Linked DNA regions of Mus musculus: region 1 is linked to region 2. Evidence: chromatin contacts called from ENCODE Hi-C or POLR2A ChIA-PET data. All regions are on one chromosome and are shown on one strand. The core of a region is the stretch at or near the end of the contact, and the rest is flanking DNA. Distances in the headings are between cores, read along the strand shown. Region 1 overlaps Pacsin2 (protein kinase C and casein kinase substrate in neurons 2). Region 2 overlaps Pacsin2 (protein kinase C and casein kinase substrate in neurons 2).

Region 1 (2,822 bases), core at 186-2,685, 34 kb after region 2:
GAAGGCAGAACATAGGCATTTGTCTCTGCATTCCATCTCTATTCTCGCCTATACATCCTAGGAAAACCTTCCTGAGGCTCAAGTCAGATACCACCCCATTCTTCTGCTTAGAAATCTCCAGATTCCCATAGCCCAGACAACTAAGACACAGACCGCTTCTGTGAGTTTTATAAATAAGTGTGCAGCTCTATATACATTCAGATACTAAAGTTGCTCCATGAAAGCCCTGACTAAAAGAATCTCTCCTTTATGGCCCACAAGGCTGCCACACCCAATGCTTAGTTCACAACTCTGGAGAGAGATGGGATTCTGACTCTGCATACTGAGAGTAATCCAAGTTCAAATCTTGACTCAGTCACTTACTAGACATGTAAGTTGAAAGATTTCTTTTTATTTATGTATTCATGTGTGTTTCTCTGCCTTGTGTGTGCAGGTGTCTCTAGAGGCCAAAGGAAGGACTGGATCTTCCAGAGAAGCTGTCTGCTGTGGGTGCTGGGAACCAAGCGTGGGTGCTCTGGAAGAGCGTCAAGGATCTTAACTGCTGAGCTGTGTCTCCAGGCCCCGGGCAGGCACTGACAACCTCTCTGGCCCTCTATGTACAATCACAACCCTGACCATATAGAATTGCAGTAAGAATTGGAGCCTAAATATGCACGGCTACATACATACATCCAGGCTGCTCAGGGTCCCATAGGAAGAGCTCTGCCTCAGGTATCTAGACAACACCCCTCAACACAGCAGCTGGCTTTTCCCTCCAGGACTTCATTACAAATAACTCAAAATAGCCCACTTTCCTTCCAACAACCACTACCCCACTGACCCACACCATCGTGTTCAGACCAGTAGTCACACCATAAGGCCTCTAAGAATTGTATTTTAAATACCCACTTCCAAAGAACATGGAAGAGAGCAAAAAACTTGGGTGTGCTAGGGAGAATAGAGGGCACTGGAATGTCTCTCTTTTCTTCTTTACATGTATTTGTTTGTCTGACTGTCTATTTCTTTGGGAGCTACATGTATAGAGACAGAGGACAACCCGATGGAGGTCCTCCCAAGCACCTTTCCCTGTCTACCACTGCCAAATGCCCCAGAAAGCTCTCACGCACAGGGCACTTGCTGAAGAGGCACACTCAGACTGAACTGGTAAGCTGGACTGGAAACAGAAGTTGACAATGAGATAAACCTGAACTCATGTTCATGTACCCCAACCTTTTATGCCCCTCTACCCCGCCTGTGTCCCCTTTCCTCTTCTACATCCCTACATCCCTTAGCTCCGTGAAACACCAGGCAATCAAATGAGATTGCTCAATCCTGTTCCTAGTTAACTAAAAGAAGATACTACACAGTGACTGAAACAATCTGGTTCAAAGGTCAGAACCCCAAGAGCCTGTAGGAATGTGCCTCAGGTATGCAAGCCAGGAATCCTCCCCGCACCCTCCCTGAACTACAGCCGAACAAGAGCTAAGCCAGGCAGCTGCAGGCCTACAGACCAGCGAAGGCAGCAATGTTCCTAAGCCACTCGGAGCGGAAGCACTGACTTCAGAGACACCAGCCTTGAGCCATTCTAATCAACAGTGGCCCAACCCCTGCATTCCAAAGAAACACTGCAAGAACTCAAATGAGTCTTTGAACTTACTGTCCAAACTCCCACAGCAGACACATTTGGAGGTACTACTATAGGAATCGAATCGCTAACTACAGGAGTTCAATTCCCACATCCCACAAGGTAGCAGGAGAGAACCAACCCCCAAGAGTTGTCTAACTGCCACAGACAAACTGGGGCACGTGCATTTCTGCACTCACACAAAAATAAAATATACGTTTGTGTTAGAGATACGAATTTTTTATCCGGGGGGGGGGGTGGAGGGGAAGAACATATATAAGCTTAAACATCCATGATCTAAAAATAGACAACCAAGGAGCTGGGTGAGTGGCTCATCCCTGTAATTCCGGTATGCCAGAGGCAGAAGCCAGAGAACCGTCCCAAGTGTGAGACCAGCCTAGTCTACATAGTTCTAATGCCATCCCACATCCCAGATTCTATAACACAGTGGGACCCCACCTCAGTAATAGGAAAGAAGAGAGAAGGGGAGAGGGAAGTGGGAGGAAGAAAGAAAGAGAAAGGACAGTCAGTATAATTCTCATCTTAAAAAAAAAAAAAAAAAAAAGCAGTAAGCCCAGTGCAACCTAGACAGCCCCTCCGCACACAGAGAAATGATCCCCAAGCCGCAGGTCCTCACCAGGCCCCTTTGTAGATTCCATAACCATCCGCTTATACCACTGCAAAGCTAACGCCTGGGCTCCATTTTAAAAAGACAGAGCATCCTCAGCAAATCCTCTGGGAAATGAGGAGCAGTACACTAACTAGAATGGCAGGCAGTCCTGGAGAGGAAGGCGAAGTGAGGACAAAGACTGAAGGTGGGGGGCAGGGGAATCTTGGAGGAAGAAACGCAGGAATGTGCAGAGACATTAGGTAGGCAGAGGCCATTCTACAAGGCTGGGCTTTATTGTGAGGGCTACCAAGAGCCACTGAAGAGCTGTACTTTCAATCCTCTGACCCTTCTCTTCTCCACTGCTGACAATGAAGACTGGGATGGCCTAGGAACCACTCTTTTAAGAAGAGGAGTGCAAGAATAGCAAGCCAACCAGTCCTTCAGGCTTTAATAGGCAAACACACAGCCCAAGGGCTCCCGACATGTGGGCTCCTCCGAGCCTCAGTTTCCTTGTCATCTGCTCAGAGGCTCATATGAAGCTGGCTGGGTACTTGGAGCAAAGTGGAGAACCCCTATAGGGCAGACGGTGGCATTAGAAAGACCACAGCA
Region 2 (2,811 bases), core at 56-2,555:
CAGGTACACAAAGGATGTGTTACATAAGACGTCTAGCTTCACTTTAATCCCTTTAGTTCATTCCAGAGGAAAAACCAAGAGGCCTTCCTGAGGCCTACAGGCTACTGCAGAAAGCACGGGGGTCCGAGAACTGTGCTTGCCTGTCTTCCCTGAAAGATGAGAGGAAGCTCTCCTCTGAAATCCCTGCCAAGCACTAGCCGCAGAGGGCAGCAGTGGTACACACACGGCCTTCCCAGGCCACTTTCTGTCCCATGGGTACACAAGCTTCTTTCTTACTCATTACCTGCACAGAATATTCTTCAGTCCCTAGGAAATGTCTGCCTCTTCCGAGTCACTGTGCAGCCCCAGGGTGAGGTGGGCAGCCAGCAGTCTTTAAATAAGTGTACACAGTTAGTCATTCATTCCACAAACATCTCCCACATACTAGCAACTGTCCTAAACTGCTAACAGTCTCTGTCCTCCTGGAGTTGATATTCTCCCTAGGATACCCTGCCATGCAGCTAAGTGACAGAGCCACACAGTGTGCTAAATTCTAGGACAGAGGAAATATAGGTGCTAGGGAAAGAAGTGTGAGGGACAGGGACTTGGTGAGATCAAGTATGTCCTCAGAAGACTCCAAAAGACGGGAAGTAGGGACAGGTACCTCTCAGTAAAGGGACAGGAGAGTGACGGGCCTGCTATGTACTAGGCTCAGGGAGGTCAGCACCAAAAGCTGCAGAGGGACCAATGGGATCTCACCTACAGGATGCACAGTAACTTGGACTGGACCTCTGCACTTAGCTTTTCAGAACTAAAACCACGCAGTAAGACATGCTATTTAAAACCAAGCATGGGGCACTTAAGAGCATTTACTGCTCTTGCAGGTGATGCCAGTTTGGTTCCCAGGATCCACGTCAGACAGCTCACAACCATCTGAACACCTAGCTCCAGGGGAATCCGATGTGTCTGGCCTCTTTGGGCACCTGTGCCTCATACACATGTCCCCTTTCACTCACACATACACTCACATAATTAAAAGTAAATCTTAAAAAAAAAAAAAACAAAGCCCAAGCTTGTATATTTTGTATCTGTCCTTAGCTCTGCACATTATCCAACCTCAATGTGAGAAGTTACCATCTATCCTGGGACCTGTTTCAGCTGCAAGTTTACCCTATGGATAAGCTCAGCCAGGAGAGCTAAGAGTTCACTGTGGGACTGTTCAGAAAAAAAAAAAACAACCCTGAAAACTCAGAGCTACTTTGGTGTCCATCAAATGCTGATACTGTAGCGGGGAGAAGTGACTCAGAGGCGTGAGTCTGGCACCAGGGAGGCTGAGGAAGTAGAACCGACAAGGTCAGCTTTCCCAACAGTAAACTCCTGTCTGAGAAAGGAAAGAAAGATGAGAAGAGACTTAAAAGGAGAAGAGGAAATACACTTGAAGCATGGGGCACCAGGCAGCCAGGACAAGGGCTGTGCAGAGATGGAACACAGGCAGCTGCGGGGCAGCATCATACGTGTCCTGCTGGACGGCAGCAACTGTGACCTCTCAAAGCTCATGGCTACACAGTCCTCACTCAGTCACATGTGCCCCTGGCATGGGGAGACTCTACTGTTAACAGCCTCCTGAGCTATTTGAAATGTCATCCAACCACACAGAATGCTTTTGAAAGAAATACCAAACCGGCAAAGACATTTTGTTTCCTGAATGATGCCATGTTGGGATGAAGGGTGGTCCCACATGGCCACATCCCAGGACAAGCCTCCCAGCTTCGAGAGAAATCAGCCCAGTGACCATGCATGCCCCTCCATGGCCTCCACAGCTCCAGCTCTGCTCGCTTCCCACCAAACTGTCAGTCCCCAAGCCTCGCCCTCCCACCCCACCCCCAGAGCACACAGCTCTGACCAAGTGGGTACTCTACTGCCACTGCACTGTAGGTACAGCCAGTTCACGCCTCCTGTCTGCCATGCCCTTCCTGCACTACAGACCTGGGTGAGGCAGGCAGTATCCTAGCCTCAAACTCCCACTCAAAACCACTTTCAATGTCTAACACCTTTTTGTATTTTGTCTGTCTGTCTGCCTGCCTGCCTATCAACAGGGTCTCTCTACATAGCCCTAGCTCTCCTGAAACTCTGTAGATTAGGTTAGCCTCAAACTCACAGAGTTCCATCTACCTCTGCTTCCTGAGTGTTAGGATTAAAGGCTACACCACCACACCACAAATGGGAACTCCGAGGGCGTGGGTCTGTATCACTGCCCTCTTTTCTTCACGGCCTTCTCTGTAGCATCCACGTTTCTTTGGATACCTCACTCTGCTAAAACTTGTCAGACATTTTAGGGGGGGGGGCTGAAGTCTGAGTGACTTTGAATCAGGGAGATGAGATCCACAGAAGGAAACTATTTGAAGAGGTTTTAACTCCAGTGGCTAAAATTACTTTATCAATACACCTGTCCCCTTCCCATTTTATTCTATGTTCTTTTCTTCAAGTCCTTCTAAAGGCTGAAAGAGAGCCCAGCACTACCATATTCATCACAAGTGGGTTCAGCGGCTCAACAACAATGAAAAGCTCAGGCTCTGCTCCCTCCAACCACACAGGCACCCTCCAGCCCAGCTGAGGCCCTCTGCTGCCAGCTTCAGTGTGTGTCCACTCAGTCCCTTAGGAAGAAGGACAGGGGTCCTGCATCTCTTGAGCACACAAACCACCTGGTTCAGGCCTGAGCTAACACATGGCCTCACACCATTGGTTAAGAAGAAACATGTGTTTCAACTCAGCTACCTGGCACAACCTATTTTGCTTCCAATGACTTCATCTGGAAAAGGGAACATTCCTTAA

What was found. Hi-C counts contacts between places; a loop is a spot of excess contacts on that map. ChIA-PET counts read pairs that join two places held with the same protein, here RNA polymerase II (POLR2A).
Region 1: a loop to region 2 is called in a map of left cerebral cortex, with 1.9 times the contacts of the local background. The contact joins two enhancer-like sites. A Hi-C loop is called at or near these places in 4 of 37 maps with a recorded cell type or tissue (heart and left cerebral cortex). POLR2A ChIA-PET finds 5 or more read pairs at or near these places in 2 of 5 experiments (Patski and embryonic stem cell).

Annotation. Positions count from the first base shown.
Region 1 is chr15:83,443,181-83,446,002 of GRCm38, forward strand. All of the region lies in intron 1 of Pacsin2 (protein kinase C and casein kinase substrate in neurons 2), which reads right to left. Among named protein-coding and RNA genes, the nearest start is that of Pacsin2, 20 kb to the right of the region's middle. Within about 2 kb of position 1,436, at least 1 of the 3 ENCODE cell types and tissues checked has a DNase peak (open chromatin) inside an H3K27ac peak, as active enhancers do; it is heart, where a contact is called at or near this core.
Region 2 is chr15:83,409,031-83,411,841 of GRCm38, forward strand. All of the region lies in intron 1 of Pacsin2 (protein kinase C and casein kinase substrate in neurons 2), which reads right to left. Among named protein-coding and RNA genes, the nearest start is that of Gm41368, 25 kb to the left of the region's middle. Within about 2 kb of position 1,306, at least 1 of the 3 ENCODE cell types and tissues checked has a DNase peak (open chromatin) inside an H3K27ac peak, as active enhancers do; it is heart, where a contact is called at or near this core.